Regions from separate parts of the Homo sapiens genome. Here region 1 is linked to region 2. A link is an interaction called in ENCODE POLR2A ChIA-PET data of the cell type or tissue named here. Cell type or tissue: GM12878. All regions are shown on one strand. Each heading gives the region's core, and the rest is flanking DNA. Links, peaks and the distances in the headings are about the cores only. Region 1 has its middle 21 kb from the start of CXCL8. Region 2 overlaps ANKRD17-DT (ANKRD17 divergent transcript).

The links. ChIA-PET counts read pairs that join two places held together with the same protein. Peaks named below come from ENCODE experiments on the same cell type or tissue, not always from the same donor. Only the 100,000 strongest peaks of a DNase experiment are listed, where the experiment ranks them.
Region 1: POLR2A ChIA-PET joins it to region 2 with 12 read pairs; 2 of 35 experiments call an interaction of 5 or more read pairs at or near these places.

What each region holds. Positions count from the first base shown.
Region 1 is chr4:73,753,366-73,769,762 of GRCh38, reverse strand. No RefSeq gene overlaps it. Among named protein-coding and RNA genes, the nearest start is that of CXCL8, 21 kb to the right of the region's middle. In GM12878, for the core only: no CTCF peak of the experiment used is centred there; a DNase peak (open chromatin) is centred at 7,182.
Region 2 is chr4:73,268,684-73,282,250 of GRCh38, reverse strand. All of the region lies in intron 1 of ANKRD17-DT (ANKRD17 divergent transcript), which reads right to left. Among named protein-coding and RNA genes, the nearest start is that of ANKRD17-DT, 16 kb to the right of the region's middle. In GM12878, for the core only: no CTCF peak of the experiment used is centred there; no DNase peak of the experiment used is centred there.

The sequences.
Region 1 (16,397 bases), core at 3,213-11,212, 490 kb before region 2:
AAATTCAAGAATCTATTCCAGTGACCTATTGTAAAAGACAGGTGGCTGCTTTCAGGAGGTTCTCTAAAGTACTATCTGGTCCCAGGGCCTGTTTCTGCAGCTTCCTCCTGATCTCAGGGGCTGCCTGAGTAATAAATTTATCCTTTAGGATTAGTTGTCCCTTAACTGAATCAGGAAGTAGAGAGTTGTGCTTCACCAAGGCCTCTTTTAACCTTTCCAGGAGAGCAGTGGGATTCTCATCAAATACCTGGTCTATCATGGATAACTTAGAATAATTGAGAAGCTTAGTTCTAGTCCTACATAATCCCTCCATTATGCACACCTGAATGTGTCTCCTCTTCCATTCTCCCATCTTGTCAGTGAGATCCCATTTAGGGTTATCCAACGGTACTGCTTCTCTTCTAGTTGGATAAAGTTTGACCCCTTCCCTGACACTGTATGTAATAGAAAGCTCATTCCCCAAATCTCTCTGCCACTTGCAGAGTAGCCTGCTTCTCAGTGTTAGTCAGGCTTTGATTCAAAAGTAGCATAACATCTTCCCAGGAGAGTTCAAATACTTGAGTTAAGTTCTGGAAAGCCTCTATACATCTGTCAGCATCATGTGAAAACTTGCCAAGATCCCCCTTAATTGGCCTTAAGTCCTTTAGAGGGAAAGGGACCTGGATCTTACCAGGGACCAAATTCACCAGGCATCTGTTGGAGGGGCAAGAGTGGGACTGGGGCTTATCTAGGGTGAGGATTTCTAGGAGGGAGCAAACAGGAGAGATAAACTGGATAGGGAGGATGGGGTGGACCAAGAGGAGCAGGCAAGAGGGAGCTGGCTCCATTGCTAGAGGGGCCTCTGGGGTTCACCTCTTGTAGCCTTTCTGTGCATTGCAGAAAGGAAAATGATCAGATTATTTGGGGAATACTGGTCACTGGCTCTTAGCTGACATTCATTCCAGGGAACCCAAAATGCCACTGTGGTCCTCCAGTTAAAGTAGGGGCTTATGTAGGTCAGGTAATGTATGGAGTTTTAGCTAATGTCCCACTTCCAGTCAGTCCAATGGGTACCCAGACTCATCCTGTGGTTATTTCCCCAGTGCCAGAATCCATAATTCGCATAGACATACTTAGCAGCTGGTAGAATCCCCACATTGGCTCCCTGACTGGTAGGGTGAGGGTTATTATGGTGGAAAATGAAAGGCAGCTCAAATGGAAGCCATTAGAGCTGCCTCTACCTAAAAAAATAGTAAGTCAAAACAATATTGCATCCCTGAAGAGATTGCAGAGATCAGTGCCACCATGAAGGACTTGAAAGATGCAGATCCCTGTTCAACTCTCCTATTTGGCCCATACAGAAGATAGATAGATCTTGGAGAATGACAGTGGATTACTGTAATCTTAATCAAATGGTGACTTCAATTTCAGCTGCTGTACCAGATGTGGTTTCATTGCTTGAACAAATTAACACACCTCCTGGTACCTGGTATGCAATCACTGATTTGGCAAATGCCTTTTCCTCCCTTCTTGTCCACAAGGCCCAGCAGAAGCAAATTGCCTTCAGCTTGCAAATTGCCTTCAGCTGTCCTACCTCAGGGATCCATTACTCTCCAGCTTTGCATCATAATCTTGTTTGCAGATATCTTAATCCCTTTCCCTTCCACAAGATATCATACTGGTCCATTACATTGATGACATTAGGATGACTGGATCCAGTAGGTCATAAGTAGCAAACACATTGGGCTTATTGGTGAGATATTTGCATGCCAGGGGATGGGAAATAAAACTGACTGAAATTCAGGGAACTTCTACCTCAGCAAAATTTCCAGGGGTCCAGTGGTGTGAGACCTGTTGAGATACTCCTTCTAAAGTGAAGGATAAGTTGCTGCATTTGGCCACCCCTACAACCAATAAAGAGGCATAATGCCTAGTAGGCCTATTTGGATTTTGGAGGCAACACATTACTCATTTGAGTGTCTTACTCCAGCCCATTTATTGAGTGACCTGGAAGGCTCCTAGAATTGAATGGGGTCCATAACAGGAGAAGGCTCTGCAACAGGTCTAGGCTGCTGTGCAAGCTGCTCTGCCACTTGGGCCATATGACCCAGCAGATCCAACGGTGCTTGAGGTGTCAGTGGCAGATAGGGATGCTGTTTGGAGCTTTGGCAGGCCCCTATAGGTGAATCACAGCAGAGGCCTCTAAGGTTTCGGGGCAAGGACCTGCCATCTTCTGTAGATAACTACTCTTCTTTTGAGAGACAGCTTTTGGCCTGTTACTGGGCTTTGGTAGAAACTGAACATTTGACTATGGGTTATCAAGTCACCATGCGACCTGAAATGCCTATCATAAACTGGGTACTTTCTGATCCATTTAGCCACAAAGTGAGGTATGCACAGCAGCATTCCATCATTAAATGGAAGTGGTGTATACGTGATCGGGCTTGAGCAAGTCCTGAGGTCACAAGCAAGTTACATGAAAGAGTGGCTCAAATGACCATGGTCCCCACTCCTGCCACCCTGCCTTCTCTCCCCCAGCCTTCAGCGATGGCCTCATGGGGAGTTACCTATGATCAATTGACTGAGGAAGAGAAGACAAGTTCCCTGTTTGCAGATAGCTCTCCATGATATGCAGGCACCATCTGAATGTGGACAGCTGCAGCACTACAGCCCCTTTCAAGGACATTCCTAAAGGACAATGGCAAAGGGAAATCTTCCCAGTGAGCAGAACTTCAAGAAGTGTACCTGGTTGTGCACTTTGGTTGGAAGAAGAAATGGCCAGATGTCCAATTATATATTGGTTTATGGGCTGTAGCCAATGGTTGGGCCAGATGGTCAGGGACTTGGAAGAAGCATGATTGGAAAATTGGTGACAAATTTGGGGAAGAGATATGTGTGTGGACCTCTCTGAGTGGTCAAACACTGTAAAGATATTTGTATCTCATGTGAGTGTTCACTGAAGGGTGACCTTAACAGAGGAGCATTTTAATAATCAGGTGGATAGGACGACTCGTTCTGTGGATACCACTCAGCCTCTTTCCCCAGCCACCCTGTCATTGCCCAATGGGCCCGTGAGCAAAGTGGCCATGGTGGCAGGGATGGAGGTTACACATGGGCTCAGTAACATAGACTTCCACTCACTAAGGCTGACCCAGCTACGACTGCTGTTGAGTGCCCAATTTGCCAGCAGCAGAGATCAACTCTGAGCCCTCAATATGGCACCATTTCTTGGGGTGATCAGCAAGCTACTTGGTGGCAAGTTGATTATACTGGACCTCTTCCATCACGGAAAGAGCAGCAGTTTGTCCTCACTGGAATAAACACTTATTTGGGATATGGGTTTCCTATCCTGCACCAATGCTTCTGCCAAGACCACCATCTGTGGACTCACAAAATATTTTATCCACCATCATGGTATTATACACAGCATTGCCTCTGACCAAGGCACTCACTTTACAGCTAAAGAAGTGTGACAGTGGGTTCATGCTCATGGGATTCACTGGATTTACCATGTTATCCATTATCCTGAAGCAGCTGGATTGATAGAACAGTAGAATGGCCTTTCGAAGTCACAATTACAATGCCAACTAGGTGACAATACTTTGCATGGCTGAGGCAAAGTTCTTCAGAAGGCTGTGTATGCTCTGAATTAGTGTCCAATATATGGTACAGTTTCTCCCATAGCCAGGATTTACAGGTCCAGGAATCAAGGGATGGAAGTGGAAGTGGCACCACTCATCATCACCCCTAGTGACCCACTAGGAAATTTTTGCTTCCTGTTCCCATGACATTATGTTTTGCTGGCCTAGAGGTCTTAGTTCTAGAGGGAGGAATGCTGCCACCAGGAGACACAACTATGATTTCATTAAACTGGAAGTTAAGATTGTCACCTGGCCACCTTGCGTTCCTCCTACCTCTAAGTCAACAGGCTAAGAAAGGAGTTACATTGTTGGCTGGGGTGACTGACTCAGACCATCAAGATGAAATCAGCCTACTACTCCACAATGGAGGTAAGGAAGAGTGCACATGGAATACAGGAGATCCCTTAGGGTGTCTCTTAGTATTACCATGCCCTATGATAAAGGTCAATGGGAAACTACAACGGCCCAATCCAGACAGGACTACAAATGGCCCAGAACCTTCAGGAATAAAGGTTTCGGTCACTCTACCAGGTAAAAAACCACAACCTGCTGAAGTGCTTGCTGAAGGCAAAGGGAATACAGAATGGGTAGTAGAAGTAGTCATCAATACCAGCTAAGAACACATGACTAGATGCAGAGATGAGGACTGTAATTGTCATGAGTATTTTCTCCTTATTTTGTCAAGAACATGTTTGTGCATGTATACACTTGACTAAGAAAATATTTTCATTTTCTTTTTTTTCTTTATCATGTGACATAAGGTTTATTGACTTCATATCAGCATCTAAGTGTTATTAACTTTATGTAATAGCATTTGGGTTGGGGATTGGTGTGTTTCCAGTTGCAAAAGGATAGCTGTACTATGTAAGGCATAATTAAGACCTTATTATTGTCTTTATTTGAAAATTATGTATAATTTCAGGAGATGTATATGAGTTCAAGTTGACAAGAGGTGGACTTGTGATGGTTAATATCGAGTATCAACTTTTGATTGGATTGAAGGATGTAAAGTATTGTTCCAGTGTGTGTCTCTGAGAGTGTTGCCAAAGAAGATTAACATTTCAGTCAGTGGACTGGGAGAGGCAGACCCACCTTCAGTCTGGGTGGGCACCATTTAATCAGCTGCCAGCATGGCTAGGATAAAAGGTGGCAGATGAATATGGAAGGACGAGATTGGCTAAGTCTTCTGGCCTCCATCTTTCTCTCATGCTGTTTGCTTCCTGCCCTTGGACATTGGACTCTCAGCTCTTCAGCTTTTGGACTCTTGGGCTTACACCAGTGGTTTGCCAGAGGCTCTCAGGCCTTTGGCCACAGGCTGAAAGCTGTACTATTGGTTTCCTTACTTTTGAGGTTTTGGAACTTGGACTGGCTTGCAGATGACCTACTGTGGGACTTCACCTTGTGATCGTGTGAGTCAGTACTACTTAATAAACTTGCTTTCGTATACACAATGTATCATATTAGTCCTGTCTCTCAGAGAATCCTGACTAATACAGATGGAAATCACATTGTTCTGAATCGCATATCTGATGGCTGGGCCAAAAGCTCATTCTATCTAGTAAAATGTCTGCTGTTTGCAGTAAAACTCTTATTATTACGAAAAAAGATATAGGAGTCATGTCAAACTGTGAAAGAAGAAAGGGAAAGATACCATAGAAAAGTCTAGGGTCTTGGTTAATGTTCTAATGGGCAGTTGGGGACTGGAGCCCCTCTAAGGGCCTTCTGGCAACACTGAGTAGTGACCTTGGCCAGTAGCCTACAGTTGCCCCAGGACTTTATTCTGGTCTGACACGAAGTCCAGACCCCCATGAAGGTAAAAAGAGCCAACATTCCTTGCACCAGGAAGAGAGAGGTAACAGGGTTGCATCCTGTCCCCTGCAAATAGCATAGCTCAGAGGAAAGTCTGAGGACAAGAAATCTTGGAAAAGAAGTGAAGAGAAAGATCCAGCTGATCCGCATTTACTCACCCTTCTTACATATCCTGTATAGGCCCCCACATGAAGCAGGATATTTCCCTGACCCCTTCACAGGACTCGCAACAGGGGTGCCTCATTTACTCAGCCAGCAGCTCTTAACTCCTTGCAGAAGGGTGTGCGTGAGTGAATGAGGCGAGAACTGGATTGCAGGAGTGCTGGAAACAGCTGTCCACTTCAGTGCTGGCATGAGTGAACTCCACTTACTCAGACTTACTGCAGGAGGGAGCACACAGGTGAGCGGGCAGGATTTGGGGTGAGCGCTTTTGGGTACTGGCAGGGGCAAACTCTGTGCAGGCCCCACAGCAGCAGCATCTACAGGGGGATGCCTGTGACCCTTGAAGCTTCAGAAAGCATGTTACAGTGCTCTTTTAGCTCTGCTGTCCACAGACAGCTTAAGTTTTAACAGCTCAGTGGGTCCTCTGCCTTAGACAGCCTTTTGTATCCACACTTATGGCTCCCAAGCTCTTGTTCAGCATCCAGGAAAAATGAGGTTGCACAAACGAATTGAAGGATGTTAAATGTGTGTGATTTTACTGCTGATGAAAGTGGCCTTCAGTGGGAAGAGGAGCTGAAAAGGGAACAGGGAAGGAAGATAATCTTCCTCTGAAGTCCAGCTGTCTCCGGCAGGATTCTTCTCCAAAGTTATGCCATCAAGCTGTCCCTTTGAAGTCCAGCCACTTCTCTCTGACATTTAGCTATAGTCCTCAATATCCAGCTGCTTCTCTGCTTTGCTTGCTGAGTCCAGGGTCTTTATAGGTACATGATGGGGTGGGGCAGGGCCATGGGTGGCTTAGGAAAAGGCAACATTTGAATGGGAAAACAGGGTTATAAGTTCTCACTTTGGGCTGTGGTCTCAGGGTTTTAGGCTTGAGGTTGAAGCTTCACCAGGGATCCGCCGTTTTCTGCCCAGAATTTCTCTGCCTCCTGTCCCCATCAGTAGCTTTTAGACAATCATTTTACTTTAGGAAAAAGTAAAACATAAGACTTTCTATTGTGAACATTTTCTAAGGTTTTTGCTCTGATAAACATTGGCTTTTGTTTTGCCTGTAGAGTCAAACTTTACAAGGAATGGTATGCTGGAGCTGGCTGATACTATGTCATGAGAGCGGATTATCAGACATTCAGAAGTTTTACCAACCATTTGCAAAACCATTTTTAGCTTGAAAAACAGCGTAGTGAAAATATTTACACCAAGGAAATTGTCAAATACTAAAAGTCAAAGCTTTTATTTTAGAGACACTTTTGCCAGCAGGCCATTGTCACAGGTTTTGTCTTCTTCTTGTGGCAGTCATGAAAATGTACCTCTGGATCCCTGACTACAAGGAGCATAATTGACTGGTGGCTCTACACATTTTGCTTTAAAATTCATCATTACTTTTGTCCCAAGACTAAGCTTCCCAAGCATTGCTCCTAACTGATAAAGAAGCATGGCAGAATACTAACATAGACCGCTTCCGGGGAGACGCAGGTTTCCTCTAACAGGTGACTTGGACTCTATGATTCCCCAGTGACCTTACTGAACTTCCCCTTGAACTGCACTGCAGTCCAAGATGTTCCACCCAACCTACATTCACTTCCCCCTTCACTCAAGGTTAATCCCGCATCGTGGTCTGATGTCTTTGTCGGCCTCTCCCAGCTGCCTCCCCATTTCCTCTCACATACACTTACTTTAATAAACTTCTTGCATGCCTAATCCTATCTTGATGTCTGCTTCTCAGAGAATCTGGACCAACTCCCACACATACGTTTTCAGCTGCACCTTAGCTTAGTGTTTCTAAATTGTGACACTGCCCTGTATTTTATAATCCCAATGCTTTTCCACACACATTCACCCTCAATCCTATCCCCAGGTCCATGTTCCATGATGAACTGTCTTTCCTGTTTCTGCACATTCTATGCTATACCTCAGAGAATGTTTACTCATTATTTTTAAAAGATTTTTATTGAATGTAACACATAACTTAAAAGTGCACGTATTTCAATCTCAATAAGAGTTTTTACAAACTGAACTAGCTCCCATATCAAGAAACAGAACATTACCAGTACCCTTAAATCCTACTCCATGTTCCTTTCTAATCACATCCTGTGTCTCTAGGGTTACCATGGTTCTGACTTTCAAAGGCATACATTGTTTTTGCCTGCTTTTGTTTGTTAAGAAATTGAATCATGCAGCATGTGGGTTTTTGTGCCTGGCTCTTTAAACTCAACAATATGCTTGTAAGATTCATTAATATTTTTGTGTATAATTATACATAGCTATTCTCAATGTTTCTGCAATGCTATATAGTATTCCATTATATGATATATCATATTTGATTTATATTTTTTATTGTTGGCAGACTTTTGGGTAATTTTCTAATCTAGGACCACCACAGAGGGTACTGCTATTAACATTCTACTACGTGTCTTTTTAGGAATATATGTGCACATTTTCTGTCGAGTTTACATAAGGGACTTACTGGGTCAAAGGTAATGTGTATGTCTGCTTTGGTAGATGCAGCCGGTTTTCCAAACTGTATTATTTACACTCCTATCAGCAAAGTCTGAGAGTTCCAGTTGCTTCACATCTTCACCAATAGTTGGAACTGTCTGGTTTTTATTTCAGCTATTCCAATGAGTGTGCTAGTTGTTCATCTGCACACAGTTGAGTTGGTATTTAGATGGTGTCTTAATTTATTTTCTGTTGATTTATAAAAACTGGGTAATTTATAAAGAAAATAAATGAATACTTATCGTTATGAAGGCTGAGAAGTCCAAGGTTGAGGGGCTGCATCTGATAAGGGCTTTCTTGCTGGTGTGGACTCCCTGCAGAGTTCTGAAGCAGCACCGGACATTACGTGGCAAGAGGGCTGAGCGTGCTAGCTCTAGTCCCTCTTGCTGACCTTCTAAAGCCACCAGTCCTGGTCCTATAATAATCAATTAATCCATCAATACATTAGTCAGTCAATTAATTCATGAGTGGATTAATCCATTCATGAGGGCAGAACTCTCGTTACCCAATCACTTCTTTTATTTATTTTTATTTTTTTGAGACGGAGTCTCACTTTGTCGCCCAGGCTGGAGTGCAGTAGCTTGAGTTGAGCTCACTACAACCTCCGCCTCCCAGGTTCCAGCGATTCTCCTGCCTCAGATTCCCAAGTAGCTGGTACTACAGGCACATGCCACCATGCTCAGCTAATTTTTTATTATTAGTAGAGACAGAGTTTCACCATGTTGGCCAGGCTGGTCTTCAACTCCTGACCTCAGGTGATCCTCTTGCCTCGGCTGCCCAAAGGGCTGGGATTACAGATGTGAGCTACCGTGCCCAGCCATGTTACCCAATCACTTCTTAAAAGTCCCACTTCTCAATATTGCCACATTGGGGATTACATTTCGACATGTTTCTTCTTTTTTTTTTTTTTTCTTTTTTTTTTTAGAAGGAGTTTTGCTCTTTGTTGCTCAGGCTGGAGTGCAGTGGCATGATCTCAGCTCACTACATCGTCTGCCTCCTAGGTTCAAGCAATTCTCCTGTCTCAGCCTCCCAGGTAGTAGCTGGGATTACAGGCACCTGCCACCATGCCTGGCTAATTTTTGTATTTTTAGTAGAGGCGGGGTTTCACCATGTTGGCCAGGCTGGTCTCAAACTCCTGACCTCAGGTGTTTCTCCCTCCTCAGCCCCACAAAGTGCTGGGATTACAGGCATGAGCCACCATGCCTGGCCCAACATAAGTTTTAGAGGGGACAATTATTCAAACCATTGCAGATGGATTTCTAATGCCTGTGTTTCTGAACCATTATACCTTGGAAAGTGATTGTTATTGATTCTAATTTTTCTCTTTAATTAAGTTCTACCCTTTCTTTGAGTCACAAATATTATAATAGGATAAATAAATAAAGATAACAATAGTTTAGCTACCAAACATAGGGTAGCAGAAATGCTGTATTTATCCTACTCTTTTGTCCTCAGTCTTACTAAGACAAGAGAATAATCCAGGTGGTTCCTAATACTGTTGGTTTTACAAGTGGTTTCTCTTTCCAATCAAGCTGCTTGAGTTTTTTGCTATAAGAGTGTAAAATTAGCCATGTGTACAGTAAATGCATCCAGCTTTGTTTCCAAAAGGACTGAAATTCACTTTAATTTCTTAAATTGGATAGCAATAGAACCTGGAATCATGAATACTATCATCCCTCGCACTGGAATTTCATCTACAGAATTTAAAGACTTTCAGATATCGGTCTTTGAAATCTCATAAAGTGTCCCATTTCTGCTTTTTCTATATGATTTGATTTCAGATTGGCAAATGCAAATTCTGCATTTTGGCCAGAAACAGCCAAGAAAGAAAGGAAGGAAGGAAGGAATTTTTTAAACATTTTAAAAACTGGGGAAGTGTAGGTGTTTCTCATGGCAGTACAACTTAGTTTCAAGACCCAGGGCTATAAGATATGCAATCAGTCAAATTATTACAGACTAAGCTCTGCATTGGTCTCAACAGGTTTTTCCAAACAATTAGCTTTACTACTGGAGTAGACGTAGACTACGTGCTTGGAGAGAATTTTCACAACCATGTAGGAAGGACTATGTTATCAGTCTAACACATGTCACTCTTCCCAAGTGAGACACAAATGATTTATAACTTTTTGAGTTCCAACTCTGTATTTTCATGATTCAGTGCTTGGCAAAATCCCAAAAAGATGCATTTGCCTGAAGTTTCCAGCAAAGAGATTAATAGTTGTTTGTTGATGAATTCCTATGAAATTGATTTGAATGATTCTGGCAAGATTCTGTGGTGTAATAGAGAGGGGGCTGATTTTGGAACCAGACTTGGTGACAAAGGCATTACTACCTTTTAGAAGAGTAAATACTTACATGTACGAAAATAAGAAAAATTTATATGTAAAGCATCTTTGTCACTAGCTCTTTCCATTAATTCAGTGTTTGCATATGGTATCTGCCATTATTTACTCACTATTTTTACAGGAAAATAAAAAATAACTCTTGTTGCTATGAGCAGCATATACCCCCAGTGGCTGTGGCCTCCTTAGACTTTTAGAGAAATTTCCACCCTTTTAGAAGGACAAAAACTGGTCAGCAATACAGAATCTTGGGAGAATTTAAAGGTCTCATGATGACTGGCACCATGGAGTTAGGAAATGATACATTCCAAGCTCACTCAGAATGATAATATTTTTGAATTTTTATATAACATAAAATGCTTTTTATAGCAATATTTTTAACCGTACTATCCTTCTTTCCATAACAATCCATATCCAATAATTCCTAGCAAGGGAATTTCAGGAGAGATACGGAAATTTGCATTTCCTCGGAGGGCTTATTTGGTAATTGTGTCTTTTTCTAATGAGCTACTGGTACTTGGATCATATAACAAGCACCTATGAGCAAGGGAACAATCCCCAGATGGATCCTGGAACTCCTTGCATTTTGTTTCTCAATATTTTAATCCTCATAAAAATACATTTTCTTTAAAGTCTAGAACATAAGATAGTATAAATTCTGCAGATCATATTGGAAAAAGATCTAATATTACAAAAGTTTTAACACATATGGCACCAAAATCACACAAAACAAAAAAGAAAAAAAGGGTAAATTTGACTTTATCAAAATTAAATATTTCGTGCATCAAAGAACACTATCAACAGAGTAAATTTATATAATACTTTTGTGCATCAAAGGACACAGCAACCTATGGAATAGAAGAAAATATTTTCAAATCATGCATCTGATAACTGGTTATTATCCAGAATGTATTAAAAACTCCTACAACTTAACAACAATAAAAGCAACCCGATTTTTTAAATGGGCAAAAGACGTGGATAGATATTTCTCCAAAGAAGATATACAGATGACCAATATAAACAAGTAAAGTTGACTCAAAATCATTAAACACTATGGAAATTCAAATTAAAACTACCTTGAGATAACACTTCAATATCCTTAGGATGCCTATTAGAAAACAAAGTAATAAACAAAACAAACAAATACAAATCCAGAAAATAACAAGTGTTGGTGACAATGTGGAGGGAGAAATTGGAACTCTTGTGCGTTGCTGGTGGGAATGTAAAATAAAGCAGCATCTGTGGAAAAGTGTGATAGTTCCTCAAAAAAAAAAGAATTACCATATGAACTAGTAATTTCACTTCTAGGTGTACACCCAACATAATTGAAAGCAGGGACTCAGACATTTGGACATCAATGATCATAGCAGCATTATTCACAATAGCCAAAAGGTGAAAACAACCCAAATGTTCATCGATGGATAAATAGTTAGACAACATATGGTGTGTATATATAGATATATATATGTGTGTGTGTGTGTATATATAGATATATATGTGTGTGTGTATATATACACCATATATATGGTGTATATATATGTGTGTGTGTGTGTATGTATATACACCATATATATGGTGTATATATATATGGTGTGTGTATATATATATGGTGTGTGTGTGTATATATAGATATATATGTGTGTGTGTGTGTATACCCCATATATATGGCATATATATATGTGTGTGTGTGTATATGTATATACACCATATATATGGTGTGTATATATATATATGGTGTGTATATATATATATGGTATATATACACACACACACACCATATGTTGTCTATTTATCCATCAATGAACATTTGTGTTGTTATATATATATATATTTACAGTGCAATATATACATATATATATAATGCAATATTATTCAGCCTTAATAAGGCAGGAAATTCAAACACAAACTACAATCTGAATAAACCTTGAAGACATTATGCAAGGTGAAATATGCCAGTCACAAAAGGACAAATATTATATGATTCCACTTTATTAAGTATCTAAAGTAGTCAAATTCATACCTACAGAGAAATAGAATGGTGGTTGTCAGGGGCTGGGAAAGAAGGGGGAAACAGTTATTGTCTAATGGGTACAGAGTTTCAATTTGGGAAGATAAAAAGGTTCTAGAGATGGTTAGTAGTGATAGTTGCACAACAACCTGAATATACTTAATGCCCACTAAACTATAAACCTAAAAATCATTAAAATCATAAATGCTGTTATGTATATTTTACTATAGTATTTTTAGAAAGTTTTAAAACAATAGGGAATGCAGACGATGACAGATAGATAGAAAGATAGACAGATAGAGAAGTTTAAAATTATATAAAAATTTTCTAACCTGGATAAAAAAGGGTAAAAAACATGGATAGGGTAGGCTTCAATTCAGACTTTGCTCCTCAAGTTGAGAATCCACTTTAGCTTATCCAGCTTCCCTTTAATATACCTCTCCTATGTCTATTCAACATATAACCCTTCCAGAATATCTGCGACTCAGGATGCCAAGTTTCTTGTTTTTAGCGCTGAATAGAAGATCTTGAGGTTATTTTAGAAACAGACTAGAGGTCATTCTGAATAGTCAGAGGCAGACACAGTGCAAGGGGGCAAGTACAGCTAATAGTCAAGGAGGGGAGCCAAGGGTCAAAACCAGAAACCCAAACCCAGTTATCACATCTAAAGAATACATCAGGGCATGCAGTTAGGAGGAAACGAGAAATAGCGAGAAGCTTGGGTTGCCAAAACAGAGTGTAAGGCAAGAAAAGGTTGTAAGGTTCCAGAAGCTCAGCAGGCCACTGACTGGGTTGGTGGAACGCGGTTCTGAGGGAGTCTGATTTAGTGTTTGTCGTTTTATTTATCCTGCCACTGTTACCGCAAGAACTTCGTCAGACTCAAGCTCAGACTTAGCCCACCTATTAAGCCAATTACAGGTAGCTGGAGGAACATAGTAGAAATGAGGCAGTGACTAACAATTTATTCCCTTGATTTCTTTTCGTCTCTGTTTTGTTGCATTTCTTTTTAATCAGGCCTAATGTAAAATTGAAGAACAATTTAGCTTTTGAATCATATTTATTGAATAGCATTGTTGTATTTCCCAACTCTCCACCATCCCAGATACCAGAAAGCTAAAACGTGGCCTATGATACATATGGTCCAACATTGATTATCCAACCCTAATTGAAGGAAAGTAGCCACAAATGGAACCATGAACTTAATTAAAAGTGGAATACCTGTGGTGTCAGAGTTTACTATAGCAGATAAAACAAAATTCCTCTTAGGAGGATGGTGGTCCAAACTGGCATTCCACAGAATTTGGCTTGCCAAGTTCTGTGTTGTAAGATATTCTGAATTATTAGGAGACAAAGCAGACCATGTGTTGTCCAGTTCACCACAATCTCTACCACCTTCTGCTGATGGTCCTGAGCTGCTACATATTTTTTTCTAATATGCTCGGTTCCTGAATATGATTATATTATTATGGTGGATGGACCTTTGACATTTTTTAAAAAATAGATCCAGAGATTGGACAAGTTCTCAAAGACCAGCATACTCTAGTAGCAGATCTCAAGGAAGGCAAGACAAAGCTGTACCAATGTACGTGGTGATAAGTTTGGCACTGTCACTACCTAAGGCACATGCTCTCCCCACATCATCTTCATAGCCCATGTACCAGTGTTATCATTATCGCAGAAACTTGCAAATTACTACACACTGTGATTTTTTTTGTCTCATATGTTCACTTAAAAAAATAGACTTTTTAAAAGAACAGTTTTAGATTTACAGAAAATTGAGAAATTATTACAGTTTCTATATACCCCCACCCAGTTTCTACTGTTAGTCACATTTACATTAGTAGGGTAAATTTGTTACAACTAATGAATCAATATTGATAAGTTATTATAAATTAAAGTCCATACATAGATTTTCATAGTTTTACCGAATGTCTTTTTTATGGTCTAGGATCAATCCAGGATGCCACATTACATTAAGTTGTCATGTCTCCTTAGGCTCCTCTTAGTTGTAACAGTTTCTCAGAATTTCCTTGTATTAGATGACCTTGACAGTTTTGAGGAGCACTACTCAGGTATTTTGTAGATACCTCCCCATTGAAATGTATCTGTACATACTATCAACATAGTTTATCATTTATGATGTTGACTTTGATCACATGGTCAGGCAGTATTTTTCAGGTTTCTCTACTATAAAACTACTCTTCCTCCTTCCCTTTCCATACCATAGTCATTGGAATTAAGTCACTAGGCTCAGCCCATACTTCTGCAGTGCATAGTTATACTCCACCTCCTAAAGGGAGCATATCACAGAAATTATTTGGAATTATTTTGCATGGTAAATGAGACTGCAAATTTTAGTCTCTTCATAACAATTTATTTATTTATTCAATCATTTATTTAGATCCATTTGGACTCATGAATATTTACTTTATATTTTGGGTTATAATACTACTTCATTTTGTTCTCAAGTTGTTCCAGCTTTGGCCATCATTCTAGCTTCAGTTAGCTCCTGGTCCTCTTTGACATACCATCATCAATTTTTTAATGGGGATGGGGACACTCCCTTATTTTCTGGCGCTAGAAGATGTTCATGGATCATCTTGTAGATTTCTTGCCTCAGTCCTACACTCAGCTACACTCATTTCTTCAAAGGTCCCTCATTCATTCATTTCATTGGAAAATGATTTTAGATACCAAGATTTGGGTTCTAGTTGTGCTTGTTGCTACTGGAGTGCTATTACTTCTAAGCCCTCTCAGATAACAAAGGAAAGAAATATATGTGTGCATACTAACCCAACTATATACACATATCTACAAATATTTCTATATGTATCCACCTGTATCTATATTAAGCTAACCATGAATTCATACTGATGTGTCCAACTCTAATTCATTACTCAAATCATTTTATCTTCCCCTCCTTGCTTATCTGAAAATGCTTAGAGTAACAGTGAGAAACCTGGCTCCTACCATTAGCCATCAATTATTCAATTAAAATGTTTAGAATACATGTATAGCAGCATCAGAATTGTGAACCCATAATACGTTTACATGCCATAGATTTTTCAGGAGTCAAATATTCAAAAGTTAAATCTTTAAAAGCTAATGTACTATGTTACATGGAAATCAAGTGCAAAAATGGCATTTATTCTATTCCCAATACATACCACATGGAGTACACCACATTTAAAATCAGAGTCATGTAGTTTTTCTCACTGTAAAGTGAGGGGTCAGAAAACCTATCACACTGTGCATGGTAAATACATACGATTTTATATCTCAATTAAAAATATATGAATAAACACAAGGTTTTAAAAGATTTAGATAATAGGAAGGATATAGATGGAAACACATATAAACAGTTTGTATAGAATCTATGTGACATTACATGTGAAAGATATAACAAATTTTACTCAGTACATATTACTACTAACTCTTCTCTCCATTTTGAGATAAGGAAAAATGAGACAATTTTAGTTAACTAGGAGATTAGAAAGATTATTTTGGGAAGAAGTTTAGTGCTAGAAAAGGGACTTAGAAGTAGAAGTCATAGTCCTTTTCATAGCCGCACAGAAGCCTCTAAAACTAACCCACAACATAAGATGGATAAGATGGGTCAGGAAGATAGAAAAAGAAAGAAAATGCTAAGATTTTCCTCTCTCTTCAGAATAAAGCATTATATTTTACAAATGTCCTTCACCAACTCTAAGGCTCATTTAAGATTTACAAAAAGATCTTGGAATATGATATTTTTTAATATTCAGAAATTTTTCAATGAGCTCAATAATAACAAAATATTTCTTGTTTCCTAAACAAGAAAGTTTAGGAATGAGTTTTTCACAAAACATGACTAGCACATACTAAGGAAAATAAAACAAGTTGGGGAGAAGGATGATTCACCTACGTCATAGCAGAGCTGCTGGAGACCTGCAGAGAGGTGACTAGAAATGAGTTGTCTCT
Region 2 (13,567 bases), core at 3,915-11,914:
TGGCAAGGGGAACTCCCCGGAGATTAGGCAGAGGCAGAGTTCAAACCTGCACAGAGCCCAGAAGGTTTCACAGCCTATGGGGCAGCTGCAGCAAAACGTGACCACAGGCACCCATGCCCCAGGCTTTTCCATCTTGCTCTGGGTGACGGCAGCCACTGCTAACTGTCAGGCCAGAGAGAGGAGAACTCTTTTTCAAAGGATTGCGGTGGATCTGATCCATATGCCCCCTTGACTCTGACCCCTCCCAAGGCCATCTGCCAGACTGCTCCTGAAAGTGGGTACACACAGCACAGCCTCCTGAGTGCCTCATCTGAGTGTTTTGCTGGCAGACTGTGAGCAGTTCAGTCCCCCAGCACAGCCGGTGAAGGAGCCAGAGTACAAAGTCGTGAGCCCAGTTCCCAATTTCCAGGGTTCGAGCACACTGTCCAGGGGTATTGAGCTGAGATCTGTAGCCAGAGCTTGAGCAGGGGAGAAGCCCCCACTATCAGGACAAAGAGAAAGTGGGGCATGGGTTCATGTGCTGATGTGGGAAGTAGGTGTCTTTCCCTCTGCAAGACCAGTCTGGGAAAGGTGTTGCCTGTTGGCCAGCTCAGCTTCGGCCTGAGGGATTCCCATGGGGCAGAATAGCTGGAACAGCCAAGCAATCTGGGCACAAAAGGCTTGGAACAAAACTAGCTGGTTTGGCCAGCTCCTGGGGCAGAAATTGGAGGAAGACCCAGTTGGGAAAGTGTCAGCTGCGCAGACTCAACAGTCACCTGCTGGGCTAAAAACCCTGGTCCATGGAGGTATACCAACTGCATACTTGTGGCACCACAGCCCTGCTCCAGAATCCTCTGCCTTTGATCCACTGCATCACCAGACATACCCCACAATTCACTCCGATTTTGCCAAGCTCAGAGGACCAGCAGGTCCCCTGGGAATTGCAGGTCTCCTGGTGACTTAACAAGTACTTCTCAACCTACAAAAAGACTTAGCCACACAATAATACTGGTAAACTTCAATACCCCACTGACAGCATTAGACAGATCCCTGAGGCAGAAAACTCACAAAGAAATTTTGGACTTAAATTTGACACTTGACCAATTGGACGTCTACAGAATCACAGAATATACATTCCATCAGCACATGAAACATACTCTAAGATCAACCACATGCTTGGCCGTAAAGTAAGTCTCAATAAATTTAAAAAAATCAAAATCTTACCAACCATACTCCTGGACCACAGTGGAATAAAAATGGAAATCAATACCAGGAATATCTATGAAAACCACACAATTACATGGAAACTAAACAACTTGCTCCTCAATGACTTTTAGGTAAACAATGAAATTAAGGCAGAAATCAAAAAATTCTTTGAAATAAATGAAAACAGAAACACACTATGCCAGAATCTCTGGGATGCAGCAAAAGCAGTGTTAAAAACAAAGTTTATAGTGCTAAATGCCTACCTCAAGAAGTTAGAAAGATCACAAATTGAACCTAGAGGAAGTAGAAGAACAATAAACTCACCCCAAAACTAGCAGAAGAAAAGAAATACTAAAATTGGACCAGAAATGAATGAAATTGAGACCCCAAAATCCATACAAACAATATATGAAGCCAAATTTGTTTCTTTGAAATGATAAACAAGATCAATGGATCACTAGCTAGATTAACAAACTACAAAAGAGAGAAAATCTAAAGAAGCACAATCAGAAATGACAAAGGTGAAATTACAACTGATCCCAAACAAATACAAAAGAGCCTCAGAGCCCAGGTGCGGTGTCTCACGCCTGTAATCCCAGCACTTTGGGAGACTGAGGTGGGCGGATCACCTGAAGCCAGGAGATCAAGACCAGCCTGGCCAACATGGCGAAACCCTGTCTTTACTAAAAATACAACAATTAGTCGGGCGTGGTGGCGCATGCCTGTAATCCCAGCTACACAGGAGACAGACAGAAGAACTGCTTGAACCCAGAAGGTGGAGGTTGCAGTGAGCTGAGATCATGCCACCGCACTCCAGCCTGGGTGACACAGTGAGACTCTGTCTCAAAAATAAAAAGAAAAAAGTTAAAAAAAAAAAAGATCCTTAGAGACTACAATGAACACCTCTATTCACAGAAACTAGAAAATCTAGAGGAAATGGATAAATTCCTAGAAAAACACACACCCTACCAAGATTGAATCAGGAAGAAATTGAAACCCTGAATAGACCAATAACAAGTTCCAAAATTGAATCAGTAATAACAAAAACTACCAACCAAAAAATGCCTTGGATCAAATGGATTCACAGCCAAATTCTACTAGATATACAAAGAAGAGCTGGTATCAATTCTACAGAAAATAATCCAAAACACTGAGGAGGAGGAACTCCTCCCTAACTCATTCTATGAAGCTAGCATCATTCTAATACCAAAATTTGGCAAAGAAACAATGAAAAAAGAAAGTTACAGGCCAATATTCCTCATATACACGGAAGCAAAAATCCTCAACAGAAGACTAGCAAACCAAATCCAGCAGCACATCAAAAGTTAATTCACCATGATCAAGTAGGTTTCATTCCTGGGATGCAAAGCTGGTTCAACATACACAAATCAATAAATGTGATTGCTCACATAAACACAATTAAAAATTAAAACTATATGATCATCTCAATAGACATAGAAAAAGCCTTTGATAAAAATCCAACATCCCTGCATGAAAAAAACCCTCAGCAAATTTGGAATAGAAGGACAATATCTCAAAATAATAAGAGCTATCTATGGCAAACCCACAGCCAATATCATGTTGAACCAGTAAAAGCTGGAAGGATTCTCCTTAAGAACTACAGCAAGACAAGAATGCCAAGTCTCACCACTCCTGTTCAACAGAGTAGTGGAAGTCCTAGCCAGAGCAATCAGGCAAGAGAAAGAAATAAAAGGCATCCAAACAGGAAAAGAAGAAGTCAAATTATCTCTCTTCACTCACAATATGATTCTATATCTACAAAACCCTAAATATGATACCAAAAGTCTCTTTGAACTGATAAGCAACATCAGTAACATTTCAGGAAACAAAATCAGTGTACAAAATCAGTGGCATTTCTATACAGCAATAGCATTAATGCTGACAGCCAAATAAAGAATGCAATCCCATTTACAATAACCACCCAAAAAATAAAATACCTAGAAATACATCTAACCAAGGAGGTGAAAGACCTCTACAAGGAGTACCACAAAACACTGCTGAAAGAAACCATAGATGACACAAGCAAATGGAGAAACATTCTCTTATCATGGACTGGAAGATCAATATCATTAAAAGGGCTATACTGGCCAAAGCAATCTACACATTTAACATTATTCCTATCAAACTACCAATGCCATTTTTTCACATAATTAGAAAAAACTATTCTAAAATTCATATGGAACCAAAAAGACCCTGAATAGCCAAAACTATTCAAAGCAAGAACAAAGCCAGATGTATCATATTATCTGACTTCAAACTATACTACAAGGGTATAATAACCAAAACAGCATGGTACTGGTACAATAAAAGACACATAGACCAAAGGAACAGAATAGAGAACCCAGAAATAAATAAAGCTGCACACCTACAATCAACTGATCTTTGTTAAAGTTGACAAAAATAAGCAATGAGGAAAGGACCCTCTATTCAATAAATGATGCTGGGTAACTGGCTATCCATAGGCAGAAGAATGAAACTGAACTTGTACCTATCACCATATACAAAAATTAACTCGAGATGGATTAAATACTTCAATGTAAGACCTAAAACTATAAAAATCCTAGACAAAAACTTAGGAAATATTTTTCTGGACATCAGCTTTGGCAAAGAATTTCTGACTAAGTCCTCAAAAGTAATTGCAACAAAAACAAAAATTCACACATGGGACCTACTTAAACTCTAGAGCTTCTGCACAGGGTAAGAAACTATCAACAGAGTAAACAGACAACCTTCAGAATGGGAGAAAATATTCACAAACTATACATCGGACAGGGTCTAATGTGCAGAATTTAGAAGAAACTTAAAGAATTCAACAAGCAAAAAAAACCAAATATCCCCATTAAAAAGTGGGCAACAGATATGAACAGACACTTCTCAAAAGAAGGCATACAAGAGGCCAACAGACATACGAAAAAATACTCAGCATCATTAATCATTAGAGAAATGCAAATCAAAACCACAATGAGGACAGGCGCAGTGGCTCACGCCTGTAATCGCAGCACTTTGGGAGGCCAAAGCAGGTAGATCTCTTAAGGCCAGGAGTTCAAGATCAGCCCGGCCAACACGGCAAAACCCTGTCTCTACCTAAAATACAAAAATTAGCCAAGCATGGTGGCACACGCCTGTAATCCCAGCTACTACTCGGAGGCTGAGGCATGAGAATCACTTGAACCTGGGAGGTGGACATTGCAGTGAGCCAAGATTGCACCACTGCATTCCAGCCTGGGTGATAGAGTGAGACCCTGTCTCAAATAATAATAATAACAATATTAAAAAACACAGTGAGATACCATCTCACACCAGTCAGAATGGCTATTATTAAAAAGTCAAACAATAACAGATGCTGGAGAGGCTGAAGAGTAAAGGAAACACATACAACTGTTGGTGGGAATGTAAATTAGTTCAGCCACTGTGGAAAGCAGTTTGGAGATTTCTCAAAGAACTAAAAATAGAACTACCTTTTGACCCTGCAGTCCTATCATTGAGTATATACTCAAAGGAAAATAAATCATTCTACCAAAAAGACACATGCATGCATATGTTAGTCACAGCACTATTGACAATAGCAAAGGCATGGTATCAAGCTAGGTATCCATCAATGGTGGATTGAATAAAGAAAATGTGGTACATATACAACATGGAATACTATGCAGCCTGGAAAAGAAGAAAATCATGTCCCTTGCAGCAACACAGATGCAGCTGGAGGCTGTTGTCCTAAGTAAATTAATGCAGAAACAGAAAACCAAACATCTCATGTTCTCACTTATACGTGGGAGCTAAACACTGAGTACACATGGACATAAAGATGGCAACAATAGACACTGGAGATTACTAGAGATGGGAGGCAGGGAGAGGGACAAGGGTTGAGACACTACCTATTGGGCATTATGCTCACTACCTGGGTGACGGATTAATCATACTTCAAACCTCAGCATCACACAGTATGCCCATGTGACAAGGCTGCATATGTATCCATTGAACCTAAAATAAAAGTTGAAATAAAAAGATTTAAAAGGACAGAAATTCGGCCGGGCACTGAGGTGGCTCATGCCTATAATCCCAGCACTTCGGGAGGCCGAGGAGGGTGGATCACAAGGTCAAGAGATTGAGACCATCCTGGCCAACCAACATGGTGAAACCTCATCTCTACTAAAAATACAAAAATTGGCCAGGCGCAGTGGCTCACGCCTGTAATCCTAGCACTTTGGGAGGCCGAGACGGGCAGATCATGAGGTCAGGAGATCGAGACCATCCTGGCTAACACGGTGAAACCCCGTCTCTACTAAAAACACAAAAAATTAGTCGGGCATGGTGGCAGGCACCTGTAGTCCCAGCTACTCCGGAGGCTGAGGCAGGAGAATGGCATGAACCCGGGAGGCAGAGTTCGCAGTGAGTCGAGATCACGCCAGGGCACTCCAGGCTGGGCTGCACTCGAGCCTGACAGAGCAAGATTCCGTCTCAAAAAAATAAAATAAAATAAAAAATTTTAAAAATACAAAAATTAGCTGGGTGTAGTGGCGCACGCCTGTAGTCCCAGCTACTCGGGAGGCTGAGGCAGGAGAATGGCATGAACCCGGGAGGCGGAGCTTGCAGTGAGCCGAGATCGTGCCACTGCACTCCAGGCTGGGCGACAGAGTGAGACTCCTCAAAAAAAAAAAACAAAAAAAAAAACCCAGAAATTCTTCTTCTAATGACCCTCTATGATTAGTCTTTACCCACTTCTACTTCTTAAACTCATCTGGCAACATGCCTTTCATAACTCTCTAACACAATGGAAACAATAGACTTCTTTCAACTCTGAAACCACGATTTTTCTTTAACCTCAGGTACTTGCATAGCTATACTTCATCCTTTCTTCAGCTAGTTAACTCCTACTCTCTCTTAAGTTCTCAGTTTGACCATAATATCCCAGGAAAGCACTATTACACTGTTTAATAGTACTATGCACTTCTTCCTTATAGCACTAACATAGTTATAATTTTCTATTAATTATAGTTATGTTATTATATTTAGACTTGGTTATATAACCAGTTATATTATTATATTGTATTTAGCAATAATTTTCATTAAATAATTTTTAGATTAATGTATAACATCTTTGCCCCACTTAGCTTGTAAGCTCAGTAACAGTGGAGGCCATGCCTGTTTTTGCTCATCATTATATCCCAAAGTTCTAGCCTAGCACCTAATGCATACATGGTAGGTGCTCAATAAGTGTTAAATAAATGAAAGTTTAAGCTGACAGTCTTAATTACTAAGAGAGACAATACAGAGAGCAGACTCTGTGGCTTTTCTCACAATAGATATGTCCCACTCATCACTACTTTCTCACCTATATATAAACAAGTCTCCTGAACCATAAAGTAGGGGTGGAGGCCTTCCACTTCCAGGTTTACCATTCATGCATCCCAAATTCATTTTAACTGGTCCCTGTGCAAATGGCCTTAGAACTCCACTTGTAACCCAATATCTTTGCAACTCACTCCAACTGCGAGAGACAAGAAGCCAAAATACACAACAGGGAATGATCTGGACTTTGCCATTATTGTAGCTAGCCTTGGCACTTCAGCTGGTAGGGACAGTATTTGTAGAAGAAAACCATATGAACAACCACTGATGTGAATCCCTGTGTAAAGTCCAGTGTTTTTTATTAAGGCACTGGTCCATGACCAAAAATGGGGCTTGGGTGCCTACAGAATAATGAAAGTGAAGTAGTTTGAAGTAGAAATGATAATTAGTACAGTTTTTTTTTTTTTTTTTTTTTTTTTTTTTTTTTTTTTGTGGCAGCAGGCCAAGAGTCAGAAATAGGAAACCAAATACTAAAGTCTAGTACGAAGGACAGGAGCAGAACTATAAAATGGGAATGGAGCCAGAGTCAGAAGCCAGATGGACTATGGAGTGAGTGCAGATCTGGAACCAGGGAATCATGTACATAATCATCATAGTGAACAGATCAGGGCAGGCAAATTTCTGGAACCATGGCCATGTTCGGTTAATTTAAGGCACAGAGCTGGAAGAGAACCTCCTACCAAAGAGAAGTGATAGCTTCCAGGGGAAGCCTGAGTAATTGTGTGGGGCCAGAGGGAAAATCTTCCCTAACCAGTTACCCTTTAACTTGAGCCCCCTCACATATTCACCATGTGACTCACAGACAATAACAGCGAGCTTCAGGTAATTCACCCCTCCTCATATCTAGAGTGCTACATTCTCCAGCCTTATTGCCCATCTTGCTTCTTTCTCCCACTGCATTCTTGTGTTGACACAACTCATGACTTCTGATTTGTCCTCTGGCTTTTTACGTAACATTCATTCCTTACATCTGACAACAGATTAAGTTTCATCCTTTTTTTTTTTTTTTGTCCTGTGGGCAATTCTTTGTACTTATCCTTTCCTTCCTTTTACTTCTAGCTGCTCTAGATAATAAACTAACCTACCTAATTAGATACCTCTATCTCTGGGGTCCCTTCTCTAACTTAAACTTGAGTGGCTGGTGTAACTACCCAACGTTTCCTAATCCTTCCTACTCTCAGAATTGCAAGTGCAGGACTTAAGGAATAAACACTTTAAAATGCATTCTGTTATCTTTTAAAAAATGGCCAATATCTTGTTTTCTGTATGCAAGTTTTATCTCACTAAATAAATCTTATGTTTCTTGAGGAATGGATTGACTCTGTATTACTTCTCTAGTCTTTATACTACTGACTACCTAATCAATATACTGAATTTGAAAATAATTGTAGGTGAGGTACTGTGTGTATGGCAATACTTAACTTTATTTAAAGAAGTCTTTCTGAGAATTTAAATGCTACTAGATCCCATTCAATACATTTATAATGTAATTTATTAAAATACAATAGTCTTAATAAGTAAGATATTTTACAAAATGATGTTTTTTGAAGAGTACGTACTATATCATAGAAATTTACAATGGGAAAGAAAGACCCTCGAATTATTTAACATAACACCCTGTTATATTACAGAGTATCTCCTTAAAATTAGTGTTGATTTCCAAGCCTATGGGGACAATCATAACAAACATGACTTATTGAGGAAGCCAAGGACGGTTTCCCTGAGAAAATGACATTCAAGATAAACTCTGAAGAACAGGTATAGGACACCTCTGTGAATAGGGGAGCACATGGCCGGGCGCGGTGCCTCACGCCTGTAATCTCAGCACTTTGGGAGGCCGAGGCGGGCGAATCACGAGGTCAGGAGATCAAGACCATCCTGGCTAACACGGTGAAACCCCGTCTTTACTAAAAATACAAAAAAATTAGCTGGGTGTGGTGATGGGCGCCTGTAGTCCCAACTACTCCAGAGGCTAAGGCAGGAGAATGGCGTGAACCCGGGAGGCGGAGCTTGCAGTGAGCCGAGATCGCACCACTGCACTCCCGCCTGGGCGACAGGGTGAGACTCCGTCTCAAAAACAACAACAACAACAACAACAACAACAACAACAAACAACATGTCGAATTATCTATCTTTCTTAATAGGATCTAAGTTCTCAAAAAAAAAAAAAAGTCGGGGGAGCACAAAATATGAGGTGAATTCTTGAGAGGAGGGACAGGTAGAAGTGTCTGCTGAGTTTGAGCAACTGAAAAGTTTGTGTTGCTGAAACAGAATTAATAAGGGAGAGCATGGGACAAGAGGAGCAAGGGGCGACGAGTTCTGAAGCCTTGGTAAGGATTATGGACTTTATCCTGAGAACAGTGATAAACCATTGACAGGTTTTGAGAGGAGCATAATATGAAAAGATTTGTGTATTTTTTTTTTTAAGTCCCTTTGGACATTTGTTTCTGGTCATAATGAAAAACTGGAACTGAATTTATCCTTCCATCTGAAACAACTAGAAAACTAGACAAAATTTATAAAGCAATGGCTTTCAAGACATTGGTTATCAGGCAATGAAAAACAGTCATCCTGTCATATGGGAACAAATGAGATAAGTTATACCATAGCCCCAACTTACTGGAAGAAGTTTCCTGGATGCAATGTAAGGAGGGGAAACCCTGAGTCAAAACCCTGAGCTGACAGTCTGAGGAAGTTGAAGAGGCTAGAGTTGGCAGGGCAGATTCTGGAAAGGGGGAACTATACAGATGAGAACTCTAGAGATCTGAAGGGAATGTCCTTGGATGTTCAGTTGAGTATTGATCAGAACATGCATGTGAAGAAACTACCCAGAACTGGGGAAAGAATCACACACAGGGATTAGAGGAAAGAGTATTTGTAGCTCATATATGGACAGGGATAGTGCCTGTTCCCAACAGCCAGATTGGAAAACCACATAATTTAGAAGACATCAGACATTTTTTTTTTTAGGATTCTAAGAAGAATCTTCCCTCAGTGGTGGGTAAGATTTAATCCTAGAGGTTGGGCACGGTGATTCACGCCTGTAATCCCAGCACTTTGTGAGGCCAAGGTGGGTGGCTCACCTGAAGTCAGGAGTTCAAGACCAGCCTGGCCAATACGGTGAAACTCCGTCTCTACTAAAAACACAAAATTAGCTAGGTGTGATGGCACACACTTGTAGTCCCAGCTACTCAGGAGGCAGAGACAGGAGGATCACTAGAACCCAGGAGGTGAAGGCTGCAGTGAGCTGAGATCATGCCACTGCTCTTCAGCCTGGGCAAGACAGAGCAAGACTCTGTCTCAAAAAAAAAAAAAAAAAGATTTAATCCTAGACTAAATGCTTTTTGGTCTTTTCTAGCGCAGCTTAAAAGCAAAATTTCCTAGAACCAGTGATAAAGAAACAGTGATTAAATCAACCAAAGGAAAAATATACATGATATAAAGAGGGCCAAAGGTAAAGATGAGAGATTTCTTATCAGAAGCAATGCAAACTAGAAGAGAGTAAAGCAATATCCTGAAAGTACTGAAAGAAAAAAAAAAACTTATCAATCTAGAATTTTTTACCCAGTGGAAATATCTTTCAAAAACAAAGATGAAATAAGGATATTTTCAGATATTAAAAGAAGCTGAAATAATTCATCACAAGCAGACCAGCACTGTAAGAAATAGTAAAGGAAAATTTGGTATTTTTTTCTTTTGCTTTTCCTTCAAGCAAAAGGAAAATAATACCAAATGAAAACCTAAATAAAAGAATGGAGAGCATCAGAAATGGTAACAACATGAACAAATATAAATACATTTTTATTATTTAAATGTCTTTAAAAGATAACTGACTCTTGAAAGAAACAACAAATATAATGATAATGTACTATGGCAGGGGTCCCCCAACACCCAGGCTGCAGATCAGTACTGGAGGTGAGTGGTGGGCAATCGAGCATTACTGCCTGAACTCTGCCTCCTGTCAGATCAGGAGCAGCAGGCATCAGATTCTCATAGGAGCACAAATGGTATTGTGAACTGCACATGCAAGGGATCCAGGTTGTGCACTCCTTATGAGAATCTAATGCTTGACGATCTGAGATGGAACAGTTTCATCTCAAAACCGTCCACCCCACAATGGTCTGTGGAAAAACTGCCTTCCACAAAACTGGTCCTTGATGCCAAAAAGGTTGGGGACCACTGTACTATGTGGTTTATAAAATATATAGAAGTAAAATGTAAGGCAAAATAGTACAAAGGTCAGGAGGGGAAAATAGAATTGTACTATTTTAAGGTTCTTGCGGTATATGTTAAGTAATGTAATACCACTTGAAGGTAGAACATAACAAATATGTATAATATAAACCCTAAATCAATAACTTAAACTTTATGTCCTATTACTGTGAATTATAAAGAATTATAGCTAATAAAACTTTATATATCGTTATTGTGAATTAAAAAGAATTATAACTAGTAAGCCAACAAGGGTGATAAAATGGAATAAATATTACACAGTTTTTCTAAAAGAAGGCAAAAAAGGAAAGGGGGAAGAAGAAAAGATGGAACAAACAGAATACAAATAGAACCAAAATTATCAATAATTAAATTAGATGTAAATAGTCTAAACTCTCTCATTTAAAAACCAGAGATTATTAAGATTGGATAAAAATGCAAGATTCAACCATGCTTAACATACAGCTTAAAAATTAAGGGAAGAAAAAAATATACCATCCTAATACTAATCAAAAGAAAGCAGACAAAATAGATTTCAGAGCAAATAATATTACCAGAGATAAGGAACATAAAATGGACAAATTATTTGAAAGATACAAACTACCAAAACGCATTCAAGAACAAATAGATAACATAAATAACTCTACATCTATTAAAGAAATTGAATTTGTACTTACAAACCTTCCCACAAAGAAAACACTGGGTCCATATGGCTTCATTGGTAAATTCTATCAAACATTTAAGCAGAAAATAACACCAATTCTACAAAAACTCTTCCAGAAAATTGATAAGGGAATATTTTCTAATTCATTCTGTGAGGGCAGCATTACTTGATACCAAAACCAGACAATGACATTACAAGAAAAGACAACTACAGACCAGTATGTGTCATAAAAATACATGTAAAAATTCTTAGCAAACTTTGGGAGGCCAAGGCGGGCAGATCACGAGGTCAGGAGATTGAAACCATCCTGGTGAACATGGTGAAACCCCGTCTCTACTAAAAATACAAAAAGATTAGCCGAGAGTGGTGGCAGGTGCCTGTAGTCCCAGCTACTCGGGAGGCTGAGGCAGGAGAATGGCGTGAACCTGGGAGGCGGAGCTTGCAGTGTGCCGAGATCGCGCCACTGCACTCCACAGCCTGGGACAGAGCCAGACCCCGGATCAAAAAAAAAAAAAAAAAAAAAAAAAAAAAAAATTGTCAGCAAAATTTTAGCAGAGCTAATACAATAATATACAAAAAGGATAATACATCATGACCAAGTGGGGTTTATCTCAAAAATACAAGGTTGGTTTGATATTCAAAAGTTAATCAGTGTAACTCATTGTAAAAACAAGAAAGAAAAATCCTATGATTATCTCAACAAATACAGAAACAGTATTTGAAAATACAAAATACATGCCTGACAAAAACTGTCAGAAAACAGAGAACAGAAGAGAACTTCCTTATATTGATAAACAGTATATGTGAAAAATCTACAGTTAACATCACACTTACGATCAGGAACAAGGAAAGGATATCGATCTTACCACTTCTAATCAGCATTGTAGTAGTGGTTCTAGCCAGTGAAGTCATGCAAGAAAAATAAAATCTCCATTTGGAAAATAAGAAGTATAACTCCCTTCATTCACAGACGGCATGATTTCTGTGAAGAAAATCCTATGGAGTGCATAAATAAGTTACTAGAACTAATACAGGAGTTTAGCAAGGTTCCAAGATACCAGATCGATATATAAAGTTAATTATATTTCTGTATATAGTAGAGCATCATTTCATATGTTTATTTTCCAGCCATATAGCTTACTTAGTGAATTGTCTATTCAAATATTTTGCCCACTTTTAAAAAGGTAAACATGTATCTATCATGTGACCCAGCAATCATATGAAAGCATGCCTGGTCGCAATCTTTTTTTTTTTTTTTTTGAGACAGAGTCTCGCTCTGTCGCCCAGGCTGGAGTGCAGTGCCGCGATCTCGGCTCACTGCAAGCTCTGCCTCCTGGGTTCACGCCATTCTCCTGCCTCAGCCTCTCCGAGTAGCTGGGACTACAGGCGCCCGCCACCGCGCCCGGCTAATTTTTTTTGTATTTTCAGTAGGGACGGGGTTTCACCATGGTCTCGATCTCCTGACCTCGCGATCGGCCCGCCTCGGCCTCCCAAAGTGCTGGGATTACAGGCGTGAGCCACCTCGCCCGGCTGCATGCCTGGTCACAATCTAATCTCGGGATGAATATGTGACCATACATGGCAAAGAGACTTTGCAGATATGATTAAGACAAGACTCTTGAGATGGGAAAGTTATCCTGCATTATGCAGGCAGACCTAATGTCATCACAAGGGGCTTTAAAAGATGGAAGAGGAAGGCGGAAGAGTCAGAGACAAAGTTATGATGGAAGCAGAGATTGCAGTGATGCGCTGTAAGATGGAGGCAGATGCCATCAGCCAAGGAATGCTGGTAACATCCAGGATCCAGAAAAAGTAAAAAGAATCAGCCCTGGAGTCTAGATAAGGAGTGCAATCCTGTCAACACCTTGATTTAAGCCAGTGGAATCCATTTCAGACTTCTGACCTCCAGAACTGTAAGATTATAAATTTGTGTTGTTTTAAGCCACTATCATGCAATTTATTGCAACAGCAACAGGAAATAAATACTGTTGACTTCTGAGAAGATTCTTTTGTGGAGCTTCTATTTTTACTTGGATAAATTTATATTCAGTACCAGAATGTAAAAAAAATGCCTATTATTATTCATTATCAAATTTATATAAATTTCATAAAAGGCCAGGCGTGGTAGCTCACACC